2 separate regions of the Homo sapiens genome follow, and region 2 is linked to region 1. The links are chromatin contacts, found by Hi-C or POLR2A ChIA-PET in ENCODE. All regions are on one chromosome and are shown on one strand. The core of a region is the stretch at or near the end of the contact, and the rest is flanking DNA. Distances in the headings are between cores, read along the strand shown.

The links. A loop is a pair of places that touch in the nucleus more often than their neighbours do. ChIA-PET counts read pairs that join two places held with the same protein, here RNA polymerase II (POLR2A). Pooled maps may share reads with other maps.
Region 2: a loop to region 1 is called in a map with no recorded cell type, with 4 times the contacts of the local background. The contact joins two enhancer-like sites. A Hi-C loop is called at or near these places in 6 of 37 single-sample maps with no recorded cell type and 3 of 50 pooled maps. POLR2A ChIA-PET finds 5 or more read pairs at or near these places in 2 of 52 experiments (GM12878 and PC-9).

The regions. Positions count from the first base shown.
Region 1 is chr3:121,790,096-121,795,325 of GRCh38, reverse strand. It overlaps IQCB1 (IQ motif containing B1), which reads left to right. Exons shown (of 15, transcript NM_001023570.4): 11 at 5,111-5,230. Among named protein-coding and RNA genes, the nearest start is that of IQCB1, 42 kb to the left of the region's middle. RefSeq lists an enhancer at 320-369. Within about 2 kb of position 2,170, at least 3 of the 41 ENCODE cell types and tissues checked have a DNase peak (open chromatin) inside an H3K27ac peak, as active enhancers do; they include GM12878, where a contact is called at or near this core.
Region 2 is chr3:122,089,749-122,094,978 of GRCh38, reverse strand. CD86 (CD86 molecule) reads right to left here. Exons shown (of 7, transcript NM_175862.5): 2 at 3,329-3,378. Among named protein-coding and RNA genes, the nearest start is that of CD86, 37 kb to the right of the region's middle. RefSeq lists an enhancer at 2,486-2,595. Within about 2 kb of position 3,203, at least 4 of the 41 ENCODE cell types and tissues checked have a DNase peak (open chromatin) inside an H3K27ac peak, as active enhancers do; they include GM12878, where a contact is called at or near this core.

The DNA of each region.
Region 1 (5,230 bases), core at 921-3,420:
TCTGGGTACCAACACTCCAGTAACCAGATGCACTTTCAAAGCAAAGGATGTAAGACAGGAATCTGATGTGTCAAATATGCAATCCTATCCACTTAATAAGATATTTGGGGAGGGGCCAAGCCTACAAAGGGAGCCAATGATAGTTATATTATTAAACCCTCTAAACCAACAGTTATCATAATTTCGTGTGTATAATTATAACAATAACATGTATGCGTATAAGAGTTTAAGTCTGTTAACCTGATTTTCCTGAATAAATATGGCATGGATGGATATCTTCATTGAATTATGATATAGTTCGGCATTTATTTCAAGTAGACTGAAAAGGAAATACTGAAGACATAGCCCACTTTCTGCAATGACTTAACCAATCCAGATCCTCCAAGGTCACAGAACAAGAAAAAATAACTTAGCTTCTAGGTAATTTATGGTAAAGAAGATCTGTTTCAGAGGTGACTTTTTCATGCAGCCTAACTTAAAGCCAAGCTTTAGTTTGCTAAAATGAAACTGGCATTTTACAGAAGTTAATTCTTTAAAGAAAACTGAAACTATTCTTTTAATAACTGCAGATGCATTTCTCAGTTATAAAAACATTTAAAAATAGCTCTGGGGTTCAAAATACTATGTAGTCACAGAGTTGAAGACATTGAAATCACTCTAGCTAACTGTGTCTCTTAGTGGGTATCCTATTAATTGATGAACGTTTTCTTCAGGGAAGAATTAAAGATGGATTTTAAATATTATTGGGCATGAATATTGTTGGTAGCAAAGAAAAGAATTAATTTTTAAATATATATCAAATGCCTAGTATATGATATATGTACTAGGCATTTAACAGATTCGAGTTTGTATCTCACTTGAGCAGCTTACTGGTTGAGTGAACTTGGACAATCCCCCACCTCTCTCAGCCTCAAACTTCCAATCTATAAAATGAGAATAATAGTTTATACACTTGTATGATCAAGATAATGTAAAATTTGAGATAATACAAAGTTTTTAGCATATTATCTGGCACTTAAAAAATGATAGAAGGAAAAATGCATATGGCACATTTTCTGTCCTTGAAAATTTACAAATCTAGGTAAACAAATAGATGCATTAAATAGGTAGTACTAATGAGAAGCAAGTATTATCCATCTATTATTACTCAAAGTTTATTGCCTATCTTACAAGCTGTTTTTTTTTTAAAAGCATTTCTGTGGTTAGATAAATTTGGGAAATATTGAGTACTTTTTGAGTCACAGTGTATATTTTTCTACCCAAAGCATCTGAGGTGCTCTTGGTATTGCCTCTGTGGTGAATTCAGATAGAGTAGGTATTACTTATGGATTCCACCTGCTATCATCCTTAGTTACCTGTCATCTTAAATTTAAGGGTACCCTTATACATGGATTCAGAGCATTAATGTTTAGTCCCACAAGAGTTCCCAAATTTGCTCATATACTCTCTCTTTCAATATTAAAATCTCTATTTAAAAGTAGCCCAGGATTACAGATTTTTTTCTACTTAGAAGTGTATCTATGGAATCTAATATTCCATTATTTTAAAATAGAAATTCCATTGCTTTCTTTATGTAACCAGAAGAGTTATAAATACTTCCATTAAAAAGATAAGCTGTGAAGCAAAAATTATTTAAGTCTCACATTTTGTGTTTGTTGCCTTTCCAGTATTTTTGCATTTGAGGTTCCAGAATATACTGAAATGCGGTTCTAACCTGTTGGATTCTATTTAATTTTTTAATTTTCAGTTTTCTCCAGTTCAGCACCTTCGCTCTTCTATTAGTTGTAACAGTTCATGCAAATGTCTCTTGCTTCCTTTGTAGCTTGGTTTTTTTTCAAAGGTTATTTCTGTCTTTTTGTGCTCAGGACTTATCTCAGTAATTTCCCCTTCCCATGGTTTTGGGAGAGAGACTGCCCACTGGTCACACTTATGGGTCCAGGTTGATTAGTGTTCTTTAGATTCAGCAAGAGGCATTCTTTTATAGTCACGCCCTTGCTAATGCACTTTCATAGTGGTTTCTTTTTTATTTAGTCATTTCTCGTATTCAGAAACTTTGTCTCTTAAGTACTCTTATTCAGCAAGGTTTTCTGAAGCGGCTAACAGCTGCTCTAGTTATCTTAGAGAAACCTCACAATTTACCTACCTCTATCATAGTGCTGATTTTTAAGTGTTTTAATTACATTTGTTGATTTCATCTTGAAACTGAGCTTCTTAAATGCAGATAGCATCTTTTTTCTCTCTCTCCCTCTGAGGCACAGTGTCTTGGCAGCAGAAAATTTGGTCAACTCCCACTTTAATGGTAAAAATTCAGATTGATTAAATGTAAATCATGGAATTTACTTATTTCAGAATATGACATCTGATCAGTCATTTCATCTTCAGAAGTGTAGTACAGATGCCAGGTGGTCCAGTGCCTACTAATTCTTACAAAGAAACCAGTTGGAAGAATAATTGTTTGATTTTTGAGTGATTAGAGAAACTCTGAACAAAATAACTCGATGTTATTTAATAATAAATGGGGGAATTACATTCAAAATCACTTCAGTTCCTAATAAATGTTTTCAGATATGAAAGTAAAACATATGAATCCAATAAGCACACCTGTTTACAATTTAGTCCCTATTTAAATCACCAAATCTCACTTTTTTTTTTTTTTTTTTTTTTGAGACGGAGTCTTGCTCTGTGGCCCAGGCGGGAGTGCAGTGGCGCAATCTCGGCTCACTGCAAGCTCCGCCTCCCGGGTTCACACCATTCTCCTGCCTCAGCCTCCCGAGTAGCTGGGACTACAGGCGCCCGCCATCACGCCCGGCTAATTTTTTTGTTATTTTTTAGTAGAGACGGGGTTTCACCGTGTTAGCCAGGATGGTCTCGATCTCCTGACCTCGTGATCCACCCGCCTCGGCCTCCCAAAGTGCTGGGATTACAAGCGTGAGCCACCGCGCCCGGCCCAAATCTCACTTTTGTCCTGTCTTTCTGGTTTGTACTTTACTTCCACCTTCATGCTCCATAGTCTTTTCATTTTTGCCATATTTGATAGCCTACATGCCTAAATTGTTTCCCAAACCCAGTTTTCTGACAGATTAAATATTCTAGCAGATGCAATTTTAATGATTACTATGTTTTTCATACTAATAGTGTAAAATGGTATTTAAAATATTGATAATGCAGTATTAGACATTATAATCTATAGCCAATTAGAAGTTAGAAACAGAGGTAGTTTTTTGTCGTTGTTGTTGTTTTGAGGCGGAGTCTCACTCTGTCACTCAGGCTAGAGTGCAGTGGCACGATCTTGGCTCACTGCAACCTCCACCTCCCAGGTTCAAGCTCCTGCCTCAGCCTCCCAAGTAGCTGGGACTACAAGTGCACACCATCACACCCAGCTAATTTTTGTATTTTTAGTAGAAATGGGGTTTCGCTATGTTGGCCAGGCTGGTCTCAAACTCCTGACCTCAGGTGATCCACCCACCTTGGCCTCCCAAAGTGCTGGGATTACAGGCGTGAACCACCGCGCCCGGCCACAGAGGTAGTTTTTTAAAAATCAGTTTAAAAGGAGGCTCTGTTTAGGGCCTGCTCTCTTTTACCCTCTATGAATGGGTAAGAGATAAAACATTATTATCTGCATGCTGTATAACCCAGAAGTTTTGAGGTGATGGAGTTCTGTAGAACAGGCAAGTTGCTATCAGCTATTCTTTGGGAAGGGAGAGGCCCTTACCTACTTCATTTCCAGCTTTCACAAAGAGCAAGAGACACTTAGAACTATTCAACTAGCCCTAGATCTTCTCTGGAATCTTTTGACACACATACACTTTTGAGGTCTTCTCTACCCTTGATAATAGGGATAAGAAAGAAGTTTCAAAACAAATAAATTCTCTACTCTGCCCTAAGTAGAAAGCTAGAGAAAATTTAAGTTGTAATTGATGGAAGAATTTATGAGAAACAACCACAGGCACACAAAATTTTATCAAAATCAAAATAAACTATTTTGAGTTGAAAATTCAGTTGAAAAATCATAATAATCCTAACTATACTATAATGAAGTCTGACTATTAAGAGTACAAAGCTATAGCCAAGGTACCACATTTGTTTACAGTTTAATTCTAAGAATACAGTTTAAAAAAAAGATCTAAGAGAAAATGTTCTTGAGGGAGACACATGTCAAATTAAGTCTATAGCGGTAAACTAAGTAGTTTATTCTGCCTTTCTTCTTATCCTCGTTTTCTTTTTCTGTGGGTGTCTGAAAGCATTTTGAGTATATTTACTGTAAACTGACACTTGTAGTCTCCTTACATAGTGATATTGGAAGCAACAAAAACTAGATGGGAATGGCTAAGGAGAAATTTTGGTGAATAAAAGCAGATAATACAGAAATTATAATTATATAAAATGTTTGTGGTCACATGAAAATTTTCATAACCAGTTATGAAAGTAATGTTCAGTTGTCAATAATTGAGAAATAGGCATAAGAAGAAAATAAAGATCAACTGTAATTACATCATGCAGTAAAAATCACTTGAAATTTTAATGTTTTTTATTTTTTTTTTGTGTAAGTAAATGTAAGTTTTTTGACACAATTTTGATGTCATTCTTCTATATCCTGATTTTCCTTTTACCTGACATTAGATCATCAGTATATTCTCATGTCACTAAATATTCTTCGAACATTTTATGTTTTCATAGTTCATAGAATCCCATCCCATCAGGTGAATGAACCAGTATCTGTTTATCCAACTCGCTGTTGTGAGACAAAGTTTGTTTTCAACTTGTTACTGTTGTAATACTGTGGAGAACATTTTTGAACATAAATTTTTACATATATATCTGATTATTTCCTTAAGAAAATTATTTGTAATAGAATTAATTGGTCATCACTTTTAAGGCTTTTTATTTATATATTTCAAATATTTTTCCAGACTTTTAATGCATATATTCAAATATTTCTACAGAAAGATTGCACAACAGCAGCAGATGACAAGCTATTTTATCATACCTTATTAACACTAGAAATTATCTTAAAATTTTTTCTGTTTACATTTATTTGATTACTAGTGAGGTTATGCATTTTTTCATATGATTTATGAAAATTATGTATAACACACTGTTTCCATCACAGATCCAAACGATCAAAGATGTTGCTGGAGATAAATAGGCAGAAGGAAGAAGAGGACCTCAAATTACAATTGCAACTTCAAAGACAGAGAGCCATGAGACTTTCCCGAGAATTGCAGCTGAG
Region 2 (5,230 bases), core at 1,954-4,453, 300 kb before region 1:
TCCAGCCTAAAAGTGTGATGGAGGTGCCAGGACAGTGGCAAACAGAGCTTGAAAGTTAGAAGTGCCTCTGCAGGTGGCACTAGGAATTCCTTTCGCTTTGTAAATACAAGGCACAAACTGTAACCTAATTCTGCAAGGCCACAGGTGCCCGTTTCAGTCTTAAACTCCCATCCAATTTTATCCTCAAGAGCAGGGGCAGCAAATACTACTGTGTCAAATTTCCATGACAGAGGACACAAAATATAGGGAGGGAAAAGTTAAACAGAATTGCTTCACTGTATTGCTATTTCTATGCCATGAAATGAATTATTCAGCTCTACATTTTGAGGGTGGATTATGTGGGCCAATTGCATCTCCTTTCTCCCTTTGGAAGCCGGCCCTGTGGCTAGGTCACTGTTCACCAGCCCAGTAAGCAGAGGTGTGCCCTGAGAAGAAAGAATTCAAATAGAATCTGATTTTTTGTTGCTTTTCATCGTGTGTGAATTACTGGCAATGTTATTTTCTGATCTGATGTCATGGGCTTTCTATTCCACTTTAAAATTGTACTGCCAAAAATATAGTCACTTATTCTCTCACCACCATAAAACTTAAACGGTTACCATTTGAGGTTGTTGCTTTCAATATTGGTAACTCTTTTCTCAGGAGCTAAGAAACTTCTAAGAAGTGTCAATGGCAAATCAAGGGCAAAAGTGACACCTGAACTCAGTTTTCATAGAGTGTCTCGGCTTTACTTTCTCACTTTCAGTGTGCGGAGTCAGAAAATTTGGTGGGAAATGGTGTTCCAGTTTAGTGTTTTCTGGAAATGTGTTTCCAGGGCATTTTTCTTCCTTCTCTCCCAGATCTTGAGAGCTGGGCTGGTCACTTTGATGAGAAGGGCTTGGGCCCAAGCTCTTGGGTCAACTGAGGTGTCAGCTGCAGGTGATGGGGAGGAGGCACTGGATGAACACGGATGAGGCAGAAGCTATATTATCCACCAAAGCTGTTCAGGCCCCATGGAAGAAGTCTTACCACTTATTCATGGTTTACCACAAGAGTTAGGAGAAGAGTCAAGTGAACGAATGCTAAATCTACATTGCTGGGTGTGAATCCAAGCTCTGCCACTTAGTAGCTCTGTCGATCTTGGGTAAATTACTTCATCTCTCTGGGCTTTAGTGTCCACATCTTAAAATGGGAAATAACAACAAGACCTAAAGCAGAGAGTTATTGTGAGGCTCAAATGAGTTAATATTTATGAGGTACTTAGAACAGTACCAGGCACAAAGTAAGGGATATATATATATATGCATATACTGTCATGTATTGCACAGCCACATTTCAGTCATATACAATGGTGGTCCCATAAGATTATAACACCATATTTTTACTGTATCTTTTCTATGCTTAGATATGTTCAGATACAAAAATACATACCATTGTGTTACAACACCTACAGTATTCAGCACAGTAACATGCTGTGCAGGCTTGTAGCCTAGGAGCAATAGGCTGTGCCAGGTAGCCTAAGTATGGAGCAGGCTATGCTATCTAGTTTTGTGTAAGGACACCCTATGATGATTATACAATGACAAAATCGCCTAATAATGTGTTTCTCAGAACGTACCCCTGTTGTTAAACGATTCATGACTGTGTGTATATATGCATTTATCAAATAAATAAAATAAGTCATGTGCGATGGCTCATGCATATAATTCTAGCACTTGGGGAGGCTGAGGTGGGAGAATTGCTTGAGCCCAGGTAATCGAGGCCACAGTGAGCTGTGACTGTGCCACTGTACTCCAGCCTGGGTGACAGAGAAAGATGCTGTCTCAAAAAATAAAATAAATAAAATAAATAAATAAGAAGTGGGATGAGAAGGGAATCTTACTGGATAATGTTCTCTAGAGTCTTCTTGCCTTGCTCTCTGACACACACATACCTCCCACATCCCCAGGAGCTAAGGTAGCAGGTCATGGGCCCTGGGGGTTGGAAGCTGCTGTTGTTACCTAAGTCAGTGATCAGCTGGCACATCTACAGACCTTGCACTCAAGGACTCCACAAGCTCAAGGTGCTAAGCAGAAAAACAGAAATCTGAAAAGGCTTATCCCAGCCAGCATGGATCTGAGGGACCATCTCTTTGTAGTTCCCTGACTCCTCATCATCCACAGCAGACATGGGGACAGTGGCCAAGGGCCTGGTGTGTGGCCATCTGGAGGAGGTGAACTCATGGCTGGTGGCCTGTGGGTGCTGTAGCCAAACTTCAGGCTCAGTTCACCTCCCTGTCTTAGTGGGGTGGCTTCCCTCTCAGGCCTGCAGGTGGAGACAAGGAGCAGCAGGAAGGGGTGGGCCAGGAGTAACTACGAGACACTGAGTCACAGGATACATGGCAGGGACCGCAGCCAACTCCTGTTTATAGATGAAGAAACTGAAACTCAAAGTGGAACTGTAAACAGGGAAGATCTGAGTTTTGTGAGGCTGGATGCTGTTAAAATTTTGAGGGGAGGTGGTGGATAGTTAAGAAAAAGAATGTAGAATTCAAATACAAAATGCCCCTGACTGCTAACACCACCAGACAGGAGAATGGCATGGAGGGAAAAGTTGCAGAGGAAGGAGACAGTGGTCATAACTTATTGTGGTTACAATATCTTACTTATTCAAATTTTACCAAAGCATAAGACAGGTGACCACACTGCTAGGGGGCCCTTCACAGGGTCTTGAGGGGGATTTAGAAAGGGTTGTGCAAATGGAGGGCTCTGAAGCTTCAGCTTCATTGGCTCCACTATAAATCAGCTGACACAATTAGCTGAACATCCATAGTTGTCAGGAAGCCGTGGCAACCATGAGGTATGTGCATGGGCTGTAGGGAAGGGAGTGAGAGAGGGTAGGGAAGTCAGGGACGTGAAAGCCAGTGCTCCGAATGAAGGGAGACTTTTGGAATTCTGTCAGTTGTTTCCTAGGAGCCTGAGAAAGACAGAAACAGGGTCAGAGAAGACCAGAAGAGAATATGTGTGGAACAAAAGAGTCAAGTCTCAGGGGCCTCAGTGCAGCAGCCTTCCCCCATCCCCATGGGATGGGCCAGGCTACCCTACTCTGAGCATCTAGGCTCACTGATGTGAGACTGCAGAGGAGGAAGAAGCACACGGGGGGGAGAGCTCCATCCCAGCTGCCTGCCATCAGCTGCTCTCAATCATAACACTTCCTTCTTCTCCAGGAAAGTCTTTTTTGCATGTGGTCTTGTACAATGCTCAGTAGAAAGTGAGTAAAACCCACCAAGTCTCAGGCCTGGGCTTGCTGTGGTCAGACTCATCAGGAGACAGTAGGATTCCAGGACTTAACAAAGCTGAAAGGTTCTTACCAGAGAGCAGGAAGGCCATCACAAAGAGAATGTTACTCAGTCCCATAGTGCTAGAGTCGAGAAAAAAAAAGGTAAAACTTGATTAGAAAAGGAAACTGAAAACCGATGTTCACCAAAACATGACCTGGACGTGGAGTTTGGGATTCACTTGGGTTCTCGGGTGTGCAGAGACAATGCCAGGGCTTCATCAAAGCCATTTCCTTTTGCTCTTAGCTCCATCGATAGGTCACATTTCCCAGCCTCCCCTGCAGTTATACAGGCCATGAGACTGGCTTCTAGCCAATGGAATTGTGGGCAGAAAAGATGTTTCTTCCAGATCTGGCTGCTAAAGTCTCTTCTCTTTCCTCCCTCTCCTGCCTTCTTAGCAGCAGGGGATCCAGAGGAAATGTCCAAGGGCCTAGAAAATCGCAAAGTCTCACAATGGAAGAGATCTGGTTTGCTTAATAAACTAATAAAGCAGCTCTCTTTACACCTCTCCCACAACTGATCTACAATGGATTGTGATATTGGCAAAAAATAAAATTTGAGGGATTGATTATTGCAGTAGCTAGTATTATTTATCTTGACCAACATAACAGGCATGATGGGGGCAATCGGTTAGTATTGCATTTACGCTTAGAAATCTGCCTTCCTTTTGTTTTCCTGTGGTTCTCAAACTTGAATGTGAGTAAAAATCACCTGGAGAGTTTCCTGGGCCTCAACCACAGAAAGTCTGGCTTAGTAAGTTGGGATGAAACCCATGAATTTTTATGTTTAACAACATAAGGTGATGACAATGCTGCCGGCCTAAGGACCACGCTTTGAGAGCAATTCACTTAATCTACATGATGAAGCCAAGAAAAAGGATATGCTTTGCTTTATAACCTCTATCTTCTTTCTTCCTCTCCCTCCTCCCTCCTTCACTACCCACGCACTTACCCTAACTAGCACCAAAAAGGCTGCTTAGTGGCTTATAAGGAAGCAAAGAATAAGGAGAGGTGACCAACATTAGATGCGATCAGGCACATTCAGGATGGTATGGCCATACACAGGAAAGATGACCAACATGAGAAACAGGTGGAAAAGCAAACCAAATACAGGAATATGATACAGAGCCAAGGACAAGGCCAGTGCTAAATGCTTGCCCTAGAAATCTGCCCAATTTGCACTGAGGGGGACATAAATTTGGCTTATAGCTTTTTAACAGCCAATGTAAAAAGGAAAACCTAACCAGTGAATTAATTCACAGGTCTGTCCACTAAATTCATAGGTCTGTTGATAAAAACAAATCAATTCTTTCCAGGAAAAGATGCACAACTATTCTTGATCGAATAGCAGAAATGTATGCCCCAGACGGTGTTGTCTAGAAGCCATATGTGTTTCTTTCCTCTGCTCTCATAGCACCCAGTGCAGGACATTGGGCTAGAAGTGTCTGTTATGTTTTTTTTCCTTCTAGACTATACCTTTTCTTTTTTTAATAAATATTTTTGAATAGATCATGGTACTAAATGTAGATGGTACTAAATTTGAAAGATAAAGGTGATAAATAGTGGAAAGCAAGTCTGCCTCCCAGCCTTGTCCCTTAGCTGTCTAGTTTTCTTCCACAGAGGTAACAGGGGTGATCACTGTTACATGTTACCAGTTTCTTGCCTCTACTTAAAGTTACTTTAGACAAAACTAAACAAAAACATTGACCCATATTCTGTTTTCTTTTTATTTTTAAGCACAAATGGTAGCATACTATGTACGGTTTTGCACACATATGACTACCTTGGAGATTATTCTGTATCAGCATGTAACGAGTATCCTCATGCTAAAAGTTGCATATTAGTCTATTGTATTCTATTGGATGACAATAATATATATATATTTCCAGACCACTAGTGATGGATACTTAACGTTGTTTCCAATCTTTTGTTGCAA